Linked DNA regions of Mus musculus: region 2 is linked to region 1. A link is a loop called in an ENCODE intact Hi-C map of the cell type or tissue named here. Cell type or tissue: left cerebral cortex. All regions are shown on one strand. Each heading gives the region's core, and the rest is flanking DNA. Links, peaks and the distances in the headings are about the cores only. Region 1 overlaps Tox (thymocyte selection-associated high mobility group box). Region 2 has its middle 33 kb from the start of Gm23860.

Region 1 (8,768 bases), core at 373-8,372:
CGGAGCCGGAGGGGAAGGGGAGGGATGGGAGAGGAGAAGGGGGAGAGATTTTGGCCAGGACTGACTTACATTTACATACTTAGGGGCCAAACTTACCCTACTTTTGTGTCATGCTTTGTCACTGTTATTCATTGTCCAACTATCAGCAACACAGTTGGGGAGTTTCCTGTTCTTCTATACTTGCTTTAAAGGAGGATTAACAGTAGAATAAGAATGTAGTCCCTGCCAATTCTACAAATATTATTGTGAAAACAACTATCTGTTATAGGTTTTCAAGTTTTAGTAGACTGCAACTTCCCTCTAACAAAGACACTGCGATCTGCCAGTTTACTATAGTCCTTACCAGGCTGGAGCGTCTAAGTGGAGTAATGTGTAAACCATCTGTCAGTTACTTTTTGAGTGTTTTTTTTTTTTTTCCTTAGTGCCTTATAAAGTACTTCCAACGGCCTTAGACATTATATTTAAAGCTACAGCTAAAAGTGTGGCTGTCTCTAGTTCCTACATCCATCTTCTGGTGGACCACAGAAATGGCTTCTTTTGCTGATAAAAAGGGTGAGAACTGTCTCGGTCACATGGGTCGAGCTAATGACTTTTTAAGTGAGTGGGAAAACTCTTCAGCATGGAAAGAGATAGATGGTGGCACTAATCCTAAGTGTTGCATTCTGAAGTTTTAAACATTTCTGGGCAATGAATCTGGTTAATCCTGGTGTTGTGTGGACAGCTCTGTCCCATGTAGAGGGGCTTCTTGCCTCCAGGAAAGCAAATAATAATTATCACAGAAGACAGCTTCCTCTTTAGCTATGTTCCTGAATTGGATCCCCCTGCAAGTAAGATCTGACCTATTCCCATTGTCAACTCACATGCATGTAGATGTAACTCAGAGCACCGGCTTTTCTTCTGTTAGAGATGGAACCAAGTCTTCCCCATCGCACAGGGTGTTCTTCCTCTGCTTAGCCACCACTCTCTTTTGCATAGACGAGTGATGATACCTTATGCTCAGTCTCATTGTTGAATCCTTAGGGTGACTTTGATCTCTGCCCAGGAGCACTGCTTCTTTGGGTAACAAGTTATATACATTTATCATAGTGTATAAGTTATATACGTTTATTATAGTGTATAAGTGATATACGTTTATTATAGTGTATAAGTGATATACGTTTATTATGGTGTATAAGTGATCTACGTTTATTATAGTGTATAAGTGATATACGTTTATTATGGTGTATAAGTTATATACGTTTATTATAGTGTATAAGTTATATACGTTTATTATGGTGTATAAGTTATATACGTTTATTATGGTGTATAAGTTATATACGTTTATTATGGTGTATAAGTTATATACGTTTATTATGGTGTATAAGTTATATACGTTTATTATGGTGTATAAGTTATATACGTTTATTATAGTGAATAAGTTATATGCATTTATTATAGTGTATAAGTTATATATGTTTATTATAGTGTATGAGTTATATACGTTTATCATAGTGTATAAGTTATATACGTTTATCAGTGTATACGTTATATACGTTTATTATAGTGTATAAGTTATATATGTTTATCATAGTGTATAAGTTATATATGTTTATCATAGTGTATAAGTTATATACGTTTATTATAGTGTATAAGTTATATACGTTTATCATAGTGTATAAAGTCATCTGTGTCTGAAGATGGCAGAATGAAAAACAGCCAATTTCTTTGGATAGTGAGAAACACTCACGTGGTTCTGGGAAAGAACTTTTGGAGCATTCAGAGCTGTTAATACCCGTTTTGCTCTGTCACTTCTGGCCTGATGTTTACACGCGATTCCTCATTTCCCTGGGAATGTCCTTTCAAGTCTGAGGAAATCTCCAAGGAGAAGAGAGTCATGTGCAGTAAGAGCTTAATTGATAATATATTCCATATTTTACATTTTTTTCTTTTTGCCTGCTGGGAAAAGTTGCAATCAATCTAACAAACCTCTTGTCTTAGGTGGTAGGGCTGTTCTCAGTTCAGACTTAATGTAGGGGGAGCTATACTTTATCATAATGCAATAATAAAAGACATTGGTTAATTAGTAGTGCTGGTATATTTCTAAAATACTAAACAGCCAAACAATAAACTGGGAAGTTAATCACATGAATTCTTATACAGTATCAAGACAGTAAAGTTTGAGCTCTCAACCCCCGTCATTTTAATAATAACACCGGATCTGCATTATTTATTAGTTATTACATGCCGAGTGATTCAACGTTGTACAGTGTCTGAAAATCAATCCAAAGCAAGCAAGCCTTTTGTCTTTTCAATTTTGACTGGATTACATGATGTATTTAAATTGCTAAGGTTATTTCATACATTCCACAAAACCACCATTCTCTTCATGTCTAGCCAGATGAATTTATGTGACCGAAGTCTGTGGAAGGGGACCTTTCCTCACCCCTTCCTTCTGCTATCAGAGCTATGCAAAGCCCTACTGGCACATCGCTAGTGGTGACCCAGGATTTGTGGAAAAGGAAGAGAGCAGAGACGGGGGATAGCAGGGTGCTCAGTTTCTAGCAACTGCGTCCACTTCCCATGATTTTCCTATTTCTTGAGCTGGTCTGACTACTAGCCCTTCATTTCTAGATTGATTCTAGACACCATATCCCCTTTGATCTCTTCCTGAACCCTTGGTCAATTCTTAAATGTTTTCTGCATGCCATGAGAAGCATGTGACTTTTGGGATTCTGGGTGACTCAACTTGAATTTGGTTCTTAGCATTTGTGTGTGTGTGTGGGGGGGGGGGTTGGGGTTGGGGGGGTGGGGGTTGGGGTGGGGGGTGGCAACTGTTTTGGAACTGAGAAGTGAGAAACAGCTCTTTTTATCTCTTTAGGAAGAGGATGCACTGGTGTTTGCTTAGGCCTGGCAAGGGTGGCACCTCAGGAGCAGTTTTCTGTTGTGTTGCTCAGGAAAAGAAGATTGCTAAGTAGAATTGTTTTTCATTTATGTCAACAAAAGATATGCAAAAATACAGATTCGTTCCTCTAGTTTGCTACTAAATGAAAAGCAGATTTGGTTTTATTCATGTCACTGTAAAAACTAAATAAGTACTCACACCAAGCATGGATTTTTTTTTTTTTTTTTGCCAGCAAAAATTAAAACATCAATGAAACCTCTTTCAAATACTAACAAATTTACTTACAAACACCTATATTTATTATTTCATAAATAGGCGCAACAAGTTTCATAAAAAAAAGAAGAAAACGATTAAATACAGACACAGTATGGAGAAACAGTAACACAGAGCCATAGATAAAGAGGAGCACTTAGCTAGCGCGTTCCGGCCTGTTTCTGCAGCTAAGATGCCAGTGAGCATTTGGCAGCTTTATCCATAACAGGACTTGGATGACATTTACTAATCATTACACAAAAGTGATACAAAAAAGGATTTTTTTTTCTGCAATACAAAATAAATGTGTTTGCGCTTCCCTCCATACTAGCTTCTTTTTTGTCTGATCAATAAGACAAAGCCAAATTGTTTTTAAATTAAAATCATTTGGGAATATTTTTTCAAGTATTTTGAAAATATAGAACTATTAGTAAGTTGTTTTTAAAAATGAAGTAAAAATATGAATGTTTGCCAATTTTAATCCCTCTGTGAAATCAACAAACTGGGGTGAGCCAGTTTCAAATTACAATTTAGCTACAAAAACATTCACATTTTATACTCTAGGAGAGTGTAACATAGATGCTATTTACAAACTTGCTATGACTGCTACATCAAGCCATTTAAAAAGTCTTTAGTAGTTTCATATAAACACCCATTATGAAAACCAATGGAAAACCCAGGACCGTTTACCCCAGACATCTACCGTTGCTAAGGCAGTTACTAGAGCCGCAGCACTTCACAGCAAAACCAACAGAAATCAGAATGGTCCACACTTCCTTCTGGGAAGAGGAACAATGTCCATAAAAGATTAAAAAAATAATAAAGAAGCATGACTATTTCTTCCAGCGTGGGTGACCCACAAGCTCACATGGTCCTAAGTGCTTAGTAACTTGTATTTTCTAATCAAATGAAGAACTGCTTTGAGTGCGCAAAGCAATCCATGGTGAAAAGATTTCCCTGAACTCCTCAGTGGAAAGAAGAGGTGTCGAGATTTTCAGGTGAGATACAGCGCTTTGTCCCTCTGCATGCCCCTGTGTGGAGAGAAAACACGGTTACAAGAAAATCAGAATCACAGTGGGAGGGGGTGGCAGAGGGAGTTGGGGTGGTGAGGCTAGTATTATTTGTGCTAGCTCAAGCGCATAGATAGTTGACCTAAATCCCTAGGAAAGAGAAACATGGAGGCATTTGTTCTTGGAAAGACTAGAAGATGATGGCTCTACATTTTATGTATGTATGTATGTATGTATGTATGTATGTATGTATGTATGTATGTATGTATGTATGTAAGTTACTTTTCTGAAGCCTTCCTGGACATGAGGCCCCACTCCCGAACGGAGGCGCATGCTGTGAGACTCTCCACCACCAGGTGGCGATGGCCGGCCGCTTACCCACTACTGCAGTAGTCGGTACTCCAGTCCACGGGCTGTGGGGGCGGATTTCTGCACCCAGAACGCACGTACTCCATCGCTTGGGTGACAACTTGTGCAGCTGTAGATGTAGGGTTGATAATAGTCTGATAGTCGGGTTGAAGAGTAAATCCCTGAAGGAAAAGCAAATCTACATTTGAGAAAAGGCGGTACCTTTTAAAGCAAAGAGCAGAGACATAGTTATCCACACCCGCAAATATGGTAGGCCACCTCACTTCTGTAGGAACCAGCGGAAGGGGCTCCCTGACTTAGAGTAAAAAAGAAACACCCATCACCTCATTATCCTTACCTTTCCTTCGCTTAACCAGGTGTCCAAAACCCTTTCATTACACCCTTTGGCAGATACATTGAGTTGGGAAACAATTTAAAATATAGAAAAGCCAACTCAATGTAAGCAAAGGGAGAATGAACGTAAGCTTCTCACAGTTGATGGTTTCTATCAACCTAACACACATTAATGGTTAAGCCCCAGAGTAAGCGACCGAGCCTTCCTGAAGGATTCAGGCAGCAGGTGGCTGAGTGTTTTATTAGGCTACACCTATTCACACATTGTTACTCAAAACCCTTTTTTTCATTCAGTCACAATGGGACCATCTGCTGCTTTTTCTTTATTTGTATTTCTCTTATCAGCTAAAAATTTCAACCAAAGAGTTGTTTCTGTTTTGTTTTTTTTTTTTAAATCAGTTGTTGGACTAATACAGAGACAGAAAACAACTAGCCATTGGAAAACATAGGGACTAAAACATGTAAAGACAGAAAATATTTTTAATTGAAAACTCTCTTAGCTGGCAAACAATACTCAGACTTCAGGAAGATTCTTTTAATTCACTAGTGATGAAGTGTTGACTTTTAATCCCAGCAAAGCTATTAAAAATTCAAGGACGGAATCTCTGAAGTATATAGCTATATCTGGTAAACAAAACACATTATACACAATTTATTTTTAGCGTATCAGGTGAATTCAAGAGCAGCAGAAGCAGGCTTTGTTGGAAGTGACCACAGAAAGAAGCGGAATTAATCTCATGGCTGTCTCTGCAGCAGATTCTAGCCATGGTTTTTAACATCCAAGAAATCAAGATTCAAAATGCACCATGCACAATTTAGTTTCAAGTAGCTTTGGAAGGCGAAATATTACTGACATATTCCTTAAACTAAGCAGGATGGTGGGAGGGTTGATTTTTAAATAAGATTTTTCCTTAGACTTTTACTCATGTGTGGGTGGTCCCTCACATAGTGATTTGAAAACTATGTCTACTTCAATCTTCCTTAGCCCTCTGGTTGGCTTCTAGAGATCTACTGATTTACCATTCCACTGATAAGCCCATGTTACCCCGATAGACCCATGTCCATGTCTATTCCACTGAAACTGTGGAGAGAGGCAAAATTCAGGGTGAAAAGTCACCAACAAGTCAAGAGTTTAGTATTACTGGTTGTTGACCCAACACACCCTTACAGCAGTAGATTTCCTAAGTAACAACTGCCTTGGAGGAGGAGGTCCTGAACAGAGGCCCCTGTAGCTCAGGCTCCAGGCATCTTCCTGTAGCTCAGGGAAGGCAGTTGTCCACTGGCTTTCCAGCCCAGTCGGAACCTTTCTCTAGGTATTCCCAGCATGAAAGGAGCCTCAATGCCCTCAGTGAAAGATCTTCATTTCCCCTGGTCCTGACCTGCTGCTCACCTTCTCAGTTTCTGTCACTAGGGTCCAGTATGATAGTAGGTAGAGAGCTGAAGAAAGTTCTGAGAGACCCTGTATTGGTTTCTTTGACCACTGAGCTCATTGACAGGCTGTGATCATTGTCTGCAGTGCTTACTACATAATCTCAGCGCCTAGCCTACCACAGTGCCTTAAGAAACCATGGTTTTCAATAAAGAAAGAGAATTTGATGCTCCAGTAAAAAAGGCAAATACGACCATGTAAATGGCAAGAATTATTTCTCTCTTTAGTGTGGAGTTCTCTGCTGGAATTTTATTTATTTATTTATTTATTTATTTATTTATTTATTTATTTAGGACACAACTGACAAACTCTAACTTAAAAGCAAACAAGGATCAAAGCAAATAATAAGTACAAATATCCCAACTAAGGTGAAGGAAAATATAATACAAACTGAAAATAGTTCTACAGGTTGAGTCAGAATAGCAGGAAAACATTTTTTTAAAAAAAATAATAATTTAAAACAAAATTATGTGTTATATACAAAGTTCCAACATGGAAAATTATGCTACTTTCAAAATCAACATTTAAATAAATCACTTCTTCCCAAACAACCAAGGACCAAGAAAAATACGGCTATAGACTGAAGTAATGGTATTTAACATTGTTTTGCTTTCAACATAGAAATGGAAACATTTCTCAGAACACTGTATAAAACGATACTAAGGTCAACCTTTGAGCAGAGTACATGTCTATTATGGATGTAAATAGGAAACAACAATGATGATATAAATTTTTTGAAACATGTTTGCTTAGCAGTCTAATTAAACGAGACTGAATATTTTGCATTTTAATGCTCAGGAGAAAAATCACCAACTGTTTTGTAGCATGCCTGGAATTTTAAATTTTATTTTCTGGTGCCAGATTGAACTAAAAATAGGAAACATGATAAAGATTAATTTGATGTCAGAAGGGACATTTGCTCTTTAATTAGATTTCTGTAGCCCTCACTGTTTTGTTTTGCTACACAGCAAGTCTGAGAAAAGCCTGTAGCACCATGAAGCAGTGATCCTTAGAACTGCATGCTACTGCGAACTAATTTCATTTCCTGTCTGTCTGGAGAGGTATTTTCAACAGGCATCAATGTTTTGTCTTTACAGCTGATTTATTCATCAATCTCAATGTGATTTAAAAAAAAGAAAGAAAACCTTAAAATTACACCCAGATCCTAAAGCAGCTGTTTATTACACAAGGAAATTGAAAATCTGTCTGTGGTATCATAGAAAGATTTTTTTCTTAAGGTTATAAAGGAAATTGACAGATATTAATGATTTTTTTCTCTTGACCTCACTCAACAATAAAAGTGCACTGAGAGACAGACAGAAAACAACAACAAAAAGTAGGTCCATGAACTCAATGTACAATAAGATACTCTTCAAGAAAATAATGGAATATTATTCCTGGTACATTAACAATTTTTTTTGTTGGAGTAAATCATTTTTCAAAGGGATAATAAAGTATCCAAAGTAATACTGAAATGTGAGACTATGTTTAAAAAGTACAGTAGCCATTATTTTTATTTTGTCTCTCTTTCAGTGCTTAGACAGGAATTCTGTCAACATATTAGGACCCAAATAGCTTCAGGATAAAGATGGATTGGGTGATGAATCACACAGGCCAACTTGAATCTACTGCTAAAATCCCACTCATGTCATGGACAGTGGACCCGATACGCTGTTGAGAGTGTGCTACACCCCATCAGTGGGTGCCAAGTCTTCCATCTTGCTTCAGATGGTCAGTTGATAGAGCTTCTAGCCTTTCTAATCTGCAGACTCATGCCCATGACTCATACACCCTCCCTATGATTTTCATCTCCTAGAATTTGTTTTTCTGTTTACTGGTCTTTGTTGGAATGTCTGTACACCCTTCCAATCTTCCAGGGTTTAAAGGTTGCATCCCTGAGCCCTGAGCCCTCGAGGAGGGCCATGAGAGTGCTCTCTGCCCTTCCTCCATGAACTGGCGACTTTCTGAGTCATTGCCATAGCATTTCCATCCATTGTCTTCTTATCCTGATTGTTATCACTTCCCATGTTCCAACTCCAGCGAGCAAGGCTTCCTTTCCCTGGACTCCTAGATCAGTTAAGTTTCAGAGTCCGGGCAATACCTGGCACATATTATGACACACTCAACTTATTTTTGTCATATCAACTGTTTTTAAACTTCCAAGGAATTAAAGAGTCCACAGCTAAATCTACAATTTCTCCAAAGAGTACTACATACTACTCATTTAATTTCTCAGAGCTTTATTATTCCATAGTTATTTTACTAACAGCTCACATGGTCAAGGCATTATTGAAAGTGATTTTAGCCAGTGCCATTTTTGTAGATATTTTCCTTCATTGTGAGGTCCTGTTATTATCTTTTACTATGATCTCTAGCCCCACACATGTTGAAATATGTGGTTCCTTGACTTACCTCACCACTGGGGTGTGTGACCTCTGCTGGGCTGATGGAAAGGGAGATGCTTAGGTGGCATTTCACCCTACGCAGCCATGGG
Region 2 (8,768 bases), core at 230-8,229, 1.2 Mb after region 1:
TTCCTTTGCAGCTCTGGCCTAGCCAGTTTATTAGATGAAGGGGAAATACAGGTGGGCTCATGAGCAGGACTGCATTTTGTTATAGGAGAAAATAAAGCTATTGAAGGGATTGTCTGAGGCCTTCTCTCTATTCCACACATAGGCTTCTGATCAAGTTCAGGGGCTCAGCTTCTTCCTGTTAGCTAAGCTACTACTAGCTCTTTAAAATAAGATAGGGTGTATTTCCCCTGTTTAAAATGGGCAAAAAGAAAACCTAGCAATCATTCCCATTTGGGCTTCAATGGAATTTAAAAGAAAGAGTTCAATATGAAGTCTTTAGGGAATGGACTTCCACCAACACAAGACAGAAAAAACAAGACAGAAAAAAACAAAACAAGATGCTGCTTTCTGCATCTGGAAATGAATCCATTTATGGTTCCCAAACAACAGAAAAGAAAATTGCTAAACAGGCATCTTTTGTATTCTGAAACCTCATTAAACAAGCATAGCAATTACCTCCTGAAGTCCAGGGCAAGTGGAGTGTCAGAGAAAGTGTGGCATGGCAGAACTCTGTTACTTCTGCCTGGACAGTGTAAGAAAACCAATATGATCTTGAGTGGAGTACAGTGATCAGAAGCCAGGACACACATATAAACTTTCAGAGACATCCAGCTTATTAGCAAGATTATTTTTATTGATAACACACAGTGCAGATAGATCCCTTTTAATTAATGTGGCATTAAATAGGAAAATAGTAATTGCAATTTAAAATTTTTATTCTGTCCAAGGACCTTTTCTAGATGAAAGTAGATGTATGTAGGGGTGTGGGGGATGCTCTGACAGGGACTGATGCCCGTTACAGTAGGACAGAACTACAGTACACACTGCATGCAGCTTTTCCACAGATGCAACCTGGTAGAAAACTGCAATCAGTGTTCAGTGCATTCCATCTCTGTTGTGCCTTAGTGCCATAAAGGATGCAATTGCATTTTGGATGCATTTTTGCCTCCAAAATGTTTCTATTCTAGAAGAGACAAACAGATGAAACCATCAAAGATCTATTTGTTAGAATAAATCATGCATGAACATAGTGCTGATAAATTCGGCACATTAAATTTCTTGTGTGTTTCAGGCTTTTCTGGAGGAGATGATGGTTCTCTTGCTTCAGTCAGAATTATAGTTTCAAGACTCATTTGGAGTCAAGTTCCCCGGCTGAAGAGCTTGTGCTAGTAAGTGACTGGTCAAAGTAAAATTAATACAAATTCACAAAATAAAATAACTCAAACTCAAAATAAAATTGTTGACCCATTATTAACATAATACATGTTCATGCTGTAACCAAAAGCATCTTGTAGTAATGACCATTTTGTATACTTTAACATTTGTAACTTCCCACTGGGATCTAGTTACTCTATGAAATGGATAAGACACTTGGCTGGAATCCATATGCAGTAGTCTTGTTATTCTTTGAGTGAAGTTACACTCATCCATACATTGACTAGTGATTGTGTTCTTACATTTTACCATAGCATACATAACATGCTTTGTTGAGTTTTCATTGTTAGCCATTATCATGCTTTTCTACAGTCAAAACTGGGAAGAAATAACAGTAGATCAATTGAATAAAAAGCAGAACTGTATCATTGTAAAGGGAAGTATAAAGTATTTCATATATATTTCTTGGTGAATTGTGAGGTAGGTGTGGTTTTGTTTGTCTGCGTTTCTAAGAGGCCTGGTGTTAACCTAAACCAAGCATATGTCAGAGGCTTGATATGACATAAGACCCTTGGGCTTCAGATTGAGAAAAGCCCAGCATGAAACCACAGCTCTAGTGTTTATCATCTTGATGACACTAGATAAGATAATGAATCTTTTTGTCACTTGCTTCTCCCAATTTAAAAGCCAATCTAAGAAAAATTTCCTTATATTTCTTTATTGAAATGACATAGTATATAAAATCTGTCCCCTTGAAGTAGGAATCTCTCCCTTCTACTAGAAAAAGGCTCAGCACTTAAAGGCAACAATGCAGAGAAGACCAAGATTTATGCAACAGAAGATAGTTTAGTTCTTACCTAAAGTTAAAATAGATATTTTTTTTTTAAAAGCAGAAACACAGGAGAAGAGGAAGGGAAGATAATTGAAAGTGAACCAAATCAAAGCAAGCGACTAAGCTGCAAAGCTCCTGAGAAACCTGACTCAATTCTGGGATACTTAAAATAATGATGACTAAGCCTTTTAATATATGCCCATATAGAGCCAAGATTCACATGTAGAAACATTTAATTTAGAAACTAGGGAAATGCTACAATCTGGATGGGCACAGACCAAGTTATCACAAGAAAATTTATTTCCATACATGAAGTTGGAATAAATCTATTTTAATGAAGTCTCCAATTGTCCTTTCCTAGATCAAACCATATGTAATTTAGCGAATCTTGATGTGCTTCATTTAAAAAACATCTTTAATGTCTCCACAAGGCAACTCCCTGAGATAGCACAAGCTTTTGGAACACCCACAAGAGAAGTGCGATTCAAATTAGTCCTCAAGCTGTTCAAATAAGGAGCTACAGCTGAAAGTACTGCAGTTCAACGGGGAGATACATGTATTTTTAAAGTTACTTGTATCTACCAGATAAGCCTGGCAAAATGAACCAAAAAGTGAAACCCAAATGAATAGTGTGAATTAACGAGTGAATTCTTCTAACCCTGGGAGCAAGACAAGATCACTGGGAAGATAAATAATTCTTGTTCAAATCTGGTGGTTTCTGCCACCATTCTTCCTGAAAGTGGTCCTGAAAATATTATTATTATTGGGCATGACACAATTTGGATTGAATTGCATTGCCTGATTTGATTAATTTCTAACTGAACTTCCAATTGTGACTCCTTCCCTTCCACTTCCAGGACATGCCACAACTCTATAATCAGAATATTTTGTCCAGCATCCTCATTGTGCAATGGCTTCTCCTCATTTTCTATTCACGGTTGTCACCACAGTTTAACAAACAGAGGAGCACTAACTATGCTGGCATAATTGTCTGACTCAGGCACTCAAAAGTGTAGTTTTAGCTGCTCTGCTAACTTTCAGACATGAGTGAACCACTTGACCTTGCTAGCCCAATTCTTGGAGTCAAGGGTTGGCTTGTTCATCGCTAAGGTCCTTTTCTACACAGTTATCCTATGATTCTGTAATGTATTTCTAAGCAGTTTGCTTAATCACTCAATTACCCAGCAGTCCTCCAGACCTGGAAGGGGATGATTACTTGCCAGGGGCATTGCAGAGGGTATTTGTGAATTAGCAGGAGGTCAGGTTTTAACCTCTGAGGTCCCTGAAACTCTGATTCTATTCTGGCTCTTGTATTGGCTGTTTCCTGGCCCAATGTTCTACCCATCAGGAGGACATTACCCACTCTTGGAAGCAACTGGTTTCTAGTTCATTAATAGAGAGATAACAGGCATTAAAAATCAAGCTGCTTGAATAAATGATAAATATAAACCATTACCAACTTGTCCTCATACTAAAATAATTGCATACAGAATCATTGTAAAATAATCTTGCTATGAGAAATAAAGAAAACAGAGGCATCATTTTGGTGCCCCCAAGTGGACATCCATGATGGCTGCAGTCAAATTACACCTTACAAAGTATTTCAGGGCATCTGGCAGACACACACACACACACAGACCTTTGGCGGTCTTGCATATTTCATGTTGTATAGATTCTAGAAGGTATTCTAGAAATTTTGGGTCTCTTCATGAACACTTTGCAGTTATCTAAGAAGAGACAGAGGTATATGACCACTCCCAAGTTAGTCTTCTGACTAACAGAGTTTGAATATCTAAGGAAAAAGACATTTCAGTGCATTCTCCAGTGAGACCTTTAGCATCTCCTCTGTTCATTTGCACCAAATGTCCAGCAGCTACTATCAACATTGCTTGCTTTGGACAAACATTTTGTTTCTTATTCATTCCTTTTAAACTTCATAGTATTGGTATATTTTGATATTAGATATTTAAACCTTGTGGGTTTTACACAGACTAAATACAATGATATAAATAAAACATATGCTGGACTACGTAATAACTAAATAAAACCTCTTATGAGTTCCTGCTATAAGAAAGATAATGTATTAAGCAAAGAGTCCTACAACCCCCCCCCCAAAAAAACAGCCAAACAGAAGCAGGTTGCTTATATGATAGGCAAAAGGACTCCCTTAAAATGTAACAGAAGATACCACAAAGAATAAAGGGAACCAATACCACAAGGGGCACTCAGTAGTTCAGTCAAAATATCCTGAGATATAGCTGAAAGAATTGTGTGTTTAAATGATAAATGAAGAGTTGAGACAATTTGATTTCCAGAACACCAGGTGCCTGTGTTGTGGATTAAGATGTTCTAGGAAGGCCTTTGTTTTTTTTTTTTTTGTTTTGTTTTGTTTTATTTTTTTGCAGGGAATGGAAATTAGAGAAGATAAAGGGGAGCAGTGGGGTGATGTTTTATGTTTCTAGGTTAGGAAATTATGGAAATAATCATAGCATAAAACTTGTAAGATTTGCTTGAAGAATAAGGAATTTGCTGAAGCAAAATATTAGGAATTATAAACAACTATAGATGTTAGTTAAAATGAAAGTGTAAGCTGTAAGCCAGGAAGCAAAATTTTGGCTTTGATTAATATTCATACTACAAGTGTTTATCTCATAGACTAGGATTAGTAAGATCACCACACTTTTGTCTCTCTTCCTTCTTCTCAGAGCTGCAACAGCCATTGCTAGGCAACCACTCCATTGTCTCTTACTAAGCACTGTGGGACCTTAGAGTCTGTCTCAATAACTTTAGCAAAAATGATGTTTCATCAGGATTGTCTCAAAAGATAAAACCAATGTGTGTCTCTTGCACTAGATTTAACGGTAAAAATAGGAAGACCCACACCTAATAAAGGTTGGTAAGCATTAGTCAGAACTGATCCTGCTTGAGACTATGGCCAGCATTCAGTGATCATTTATCATATCGATGTAGAATTTAGATGGTGGGTGCTCATGTATAGCAAAATAAACATTCATCGGGTAGCTGTTGTGTGCTGTTATGTATTACAATCTGGGAGCCTCTAGGAAGGAGGTTGAAGACAATGGATAGACCAGCTGAAGGTGTTAATAGGATCATAATGAATTAAAATCTAAAGCTGAAATGTACAACTAATATAGAAGGGAAAAAAGACTAAGCTGTGTTAGAAGTAAGTAAAAACTCCAAGGAAAGAGTGCACAAAGGGAAAGTCCAATGGGCAAGAAGAAGTATGAAAAATAAACACTAATGAGACAGGGAAATCAGAGATATTCATGAATTAAACAGTAAAGTGTTGATCACAGAGCTAGAAAAAAAAAAAAAAACAAGGAAAAGGGAAGTCTGCATTCTCAAAAGCCAATAGATGAGTTTAAAAATGCTGTGACCTGCCATTGGGCATAGTTCTTATGATAGAATTTATTGGACTTCACAATGAGAACATTACTGGTAACATGAAGAAATGATGTGTTTACACTGCAGAGTTGCAAAGCATAAATAGCCAAGTGCTTTCTCCCCAAAACTCTCCATGACCACGCTGACAAGAAAGCCAGTGTGAAAAGACAAAGTGAGGGGGCCAGCTGCTGCGATATGAGCAGGAATGTGGCTGAGAACCAGCCAGAGAGTCTTGGAATTAATCAAAGAACATCCTGTTGTTCAAGGAGGGAGTAAGAGTGAGGCTAGTAATAGCCAAAAACATAAGAAAGGTCATCAGAGAGAATGGAATAATTAACCTTTCTATAAAATTGTCATTTTTCCTTCTTTATAGGTATGATTTGAGAATTTCATAGATGAAGATTTATTCAATGAAAAAGATCATACAATAGATTCTTATCAAGGTTTTTCCTTCTTTCAGCTCCTACCAGGTCCTCCCTGCCTCTCTAAGTCACCCCCCTCTCTCAAAAGCAATCTAAAAAACAGAAACACAGAAAAAAACTCACACACATATACATTTTAAAATACACAAAAATTTACAAAACCAAAATATACAAGCAAAAGACCAATAAGACAAAATAAATAAACATAAAATCAAACAAAACATGAGACAAACTCCTACAAAAAGACCATTGAGTTTGGTTGTGTGGGCCATCTATTTATGACCAGACAGAAATGTTGTTAATATAACCAGTGAGAATCCATCAGAGAAAATTGATTTTTCTTCTGTATTCAGGTGTCAATTGGAGATAACTTCTTCACTAGAGGTAGGAGCCCATGGCCACTTTTCCCTCTGTGTATTAGAGCTCTATCTGACTCTAATCCTTGCAGATCCTGTGTATGCTGCCATGGCATTTATGACTTCACATATGTTTTAGTCATGTTGTGTGTGGAAAACATGGATGAGTCCTGCACTTACACCTTTTCTATCCTATACTACACTTTCCACCTCCTCCTGTGCCCCCATTGTCTTTTAGCTTCATGAGGTTTTTTTTTTAAATAAATACATACATTACATACAGACATAAACAGAGAGAGAGACAGAAACAGAGACAGAGATGTGTTATCGATTCTGTTGCTTTAGAAAACTAACTAGTACAAGATGCTATAGAAATAAGAAGTTAAATAATATAGGCCTTTGTATACCATGGAAAAATCTTGGGTATTGCTCTTTGTTCAGAGACAAAGATTGAAAGTTGATGTCACTTAAATAACAAATGCAAACGATGGAATGAATTATATTCTGGTGCTTCTTTTTCCAACATGGAAAATGAACCAGAGAGAAATAATGGGGACCACAGGTGGAGAAAGATGGGTATGGTCACAGGTTGTGGTGTGAACCTAGAGAGAGAAGATGGACTTTTTTTTTTTAATTTGCTGTTTTACACCTACTTAAAGATCAACTGTAGGATAGGATAGGATAGGATAGGATAGGATAGGATAGGATAGGATAACTGTAGGATGGAAAGGAAAGCTTTCAGCCATGTAAAGTTGGAGGTAGGGTTGGTCCATAGGTGAAGGAAGATTAGCATTGGAAGGAAGAAGATCCTAAGGAAACTATAGATGTGCTAAGTGTGAGGCAAACATCATTGAGATGGAGTTTAGCAGAGGAGGAATCAGAGGAGAGAACATTTAAATAAGGAGCGTGTAATCATGATGACTACTGGGGTGATGGGAAATGTGATCACTAAGACACAATATGCAGAGAAACGAAGGGCAAAGTGTCCAGAACCCTAAGCCCATCAGTTAGACACTTGAAGCATTAACATCTTTGGACTTAAGTTGGTTCCTATCCAGAACACCTGAGACAGAATCCATGCACAGCACTCCAAGATCTCAATGTAAGAGTCTCACTTAGACCTGCTTCAGAGTTGTGATGGTTGAAATGTCAACATGCAAAATGTTTAAAATGGTGTTTGGTTTATGTGAACATCCCAACCCATTTGGTGCTCTCTCTATTATGATGAGACTAAGAAATGAAATAGAAAACCACAGAACTAACTGAATGTCCTGGAAGCTGCTCAAAGGGTGACTGGAGTTTCTGAAGTTAAAGTTAGTTGACTCAGAGAGCCCTGACTACTGAACAATACCAAAAATACTCCTCGTGTTTGCAGACTGGACACTTTTCCCCACCTAAACCTGATGAAATATAAATACTTAAAATATTCAAGTGCAGAAGGAAACCATCACTAATTTAGTGCCCCTAACTTAATCACCCACTATGTGCAGCTCCTCAAATTAGATTCTTAGAATAAACAGTCACATCCACGTTGGCTTGCCTGGGCTCACCATCTAATGAGGTGAATAGAGCAGGTATGGGCTTTGGAGGCTTCTGTGGGACTACATAAAAATTAATACCAAGTCTGTGCTAGACTCTCTCTAATTTGGTTTAATACAGAGCAAAAGAAAATGTGTAAAATAGCAGAAGAAAAGATGATGAACAGCAACTAAAGGTAGAAGCCCTTGAACGATTACAGCAAGCGAGAGAGACCAAAGAAAGGAGTCAAATTCCCAATATATTGAAATAAAGAATCTCTCTACAATCCATGGTTACTAATTTGTATTTAAGATTTTACTCCTTCTATATATCCAACTATAATGGCTTTATTCCAGCTATTACAGAAAGCCCAATACCCAAAGGTGTTTTTATATCATAAACCACCTTAGCACATTATTAGAGTAAATTAGTTAGCAAAAGAATGAGAGATTAATCCTGTAAAGGCCACACCACACTGATTAAAGGGGCCAATAAAACAGAATTATTCCCTTTAATAGTTAAATGTCACTGAGGAAAATAGACAGATATACCTTTTGCTCTGTAGTAGAGTAGTCTTTGTTTATTTATTTTCTAATTTTATTGCTCAAAGTGTCTTTGGAGTTTGTTTCACATGTGATATTTAGTGGCATGGTCTAATCCAAGCTACTTTGAGCATGGTGAGACTGAAATAGGCAAGGAGGAAAATCAGACAGAAAGCCCTGAAGAAACCTGCTGTCTCTTCATCACATGAAATACACACTGCAAGAACTTTACTCAGAACCTTGGTGATCAATTTTCTTTCTTCATTTTGTTACAGGTAAGGTAAGCCATGAGAGAGATTTGAGCAAGTTGTCCAATATTAAAAGTCCCTGGACGTCTGAGCAGGAAGCCAAAACAAGAATTTATAATCCATTGCTCAAGCCTGGGTCTTGGTGCTTTCTGCTCATCTGCTCAATGACAGTCTAGTGTATATTTAGAATTCTATCTATAATCAGAAACCAAAAATGATTGCAATTTCTTCTGTGTCTTAGAAACAGTTCA

Evidence for each region. A loop is a pair of places that touch in the nucleus more often than their neighbours do. Peaks named below come from ENCODE experiments on the same cell type or tissue, not always from the same donor. Only the 100,000 strongest peaks of a DNase experiment are listed, where the experiment ranks them.
Region 2: it touches region 1 in a loop (12-fold over the local background); 15 of 42 quality-filtered maps call a loop at or near these places.

What each region holds. Positions count from the first base shown.
Region 1 is chr4:6,684,298-6,693,065 of GRCm38, forward strand. Tox (thymocyte selection-associated high mobility group box) reads right to left here. Exons shown (of 9, transcript NM_145711.5): 8 at 4,522-4,673; 9 at 2,056-4,164. The coding sequence ends at 4,128. Among named protein-coding and RNA genes, the nearest start is that of Gm11802, 12 kb to the right of the region's middle. In left cerebral cortex, for the core only: a CTCF peak has its summit at 4,491 (motif pointing right); a DNase peak (open chromatin) is centred at 4,515.
Region 2 is chr4:7,849,968-7,858,735 of GRCm38, forward strand. No RefSeq gene overlaps it. Among named protein-coding and RNA genes, the nearest start is that of Gm23860, 33 kb to the left of the region's middle. In left cerebral cortex, for the core only: a CTCF peak has its summit at 3,582 (motif pointing left); DNase peaks (open chromatin) are centred at 1,829, 2,435, 2,945 and 3,586; H3K27ac peaks cover 2,346 bases.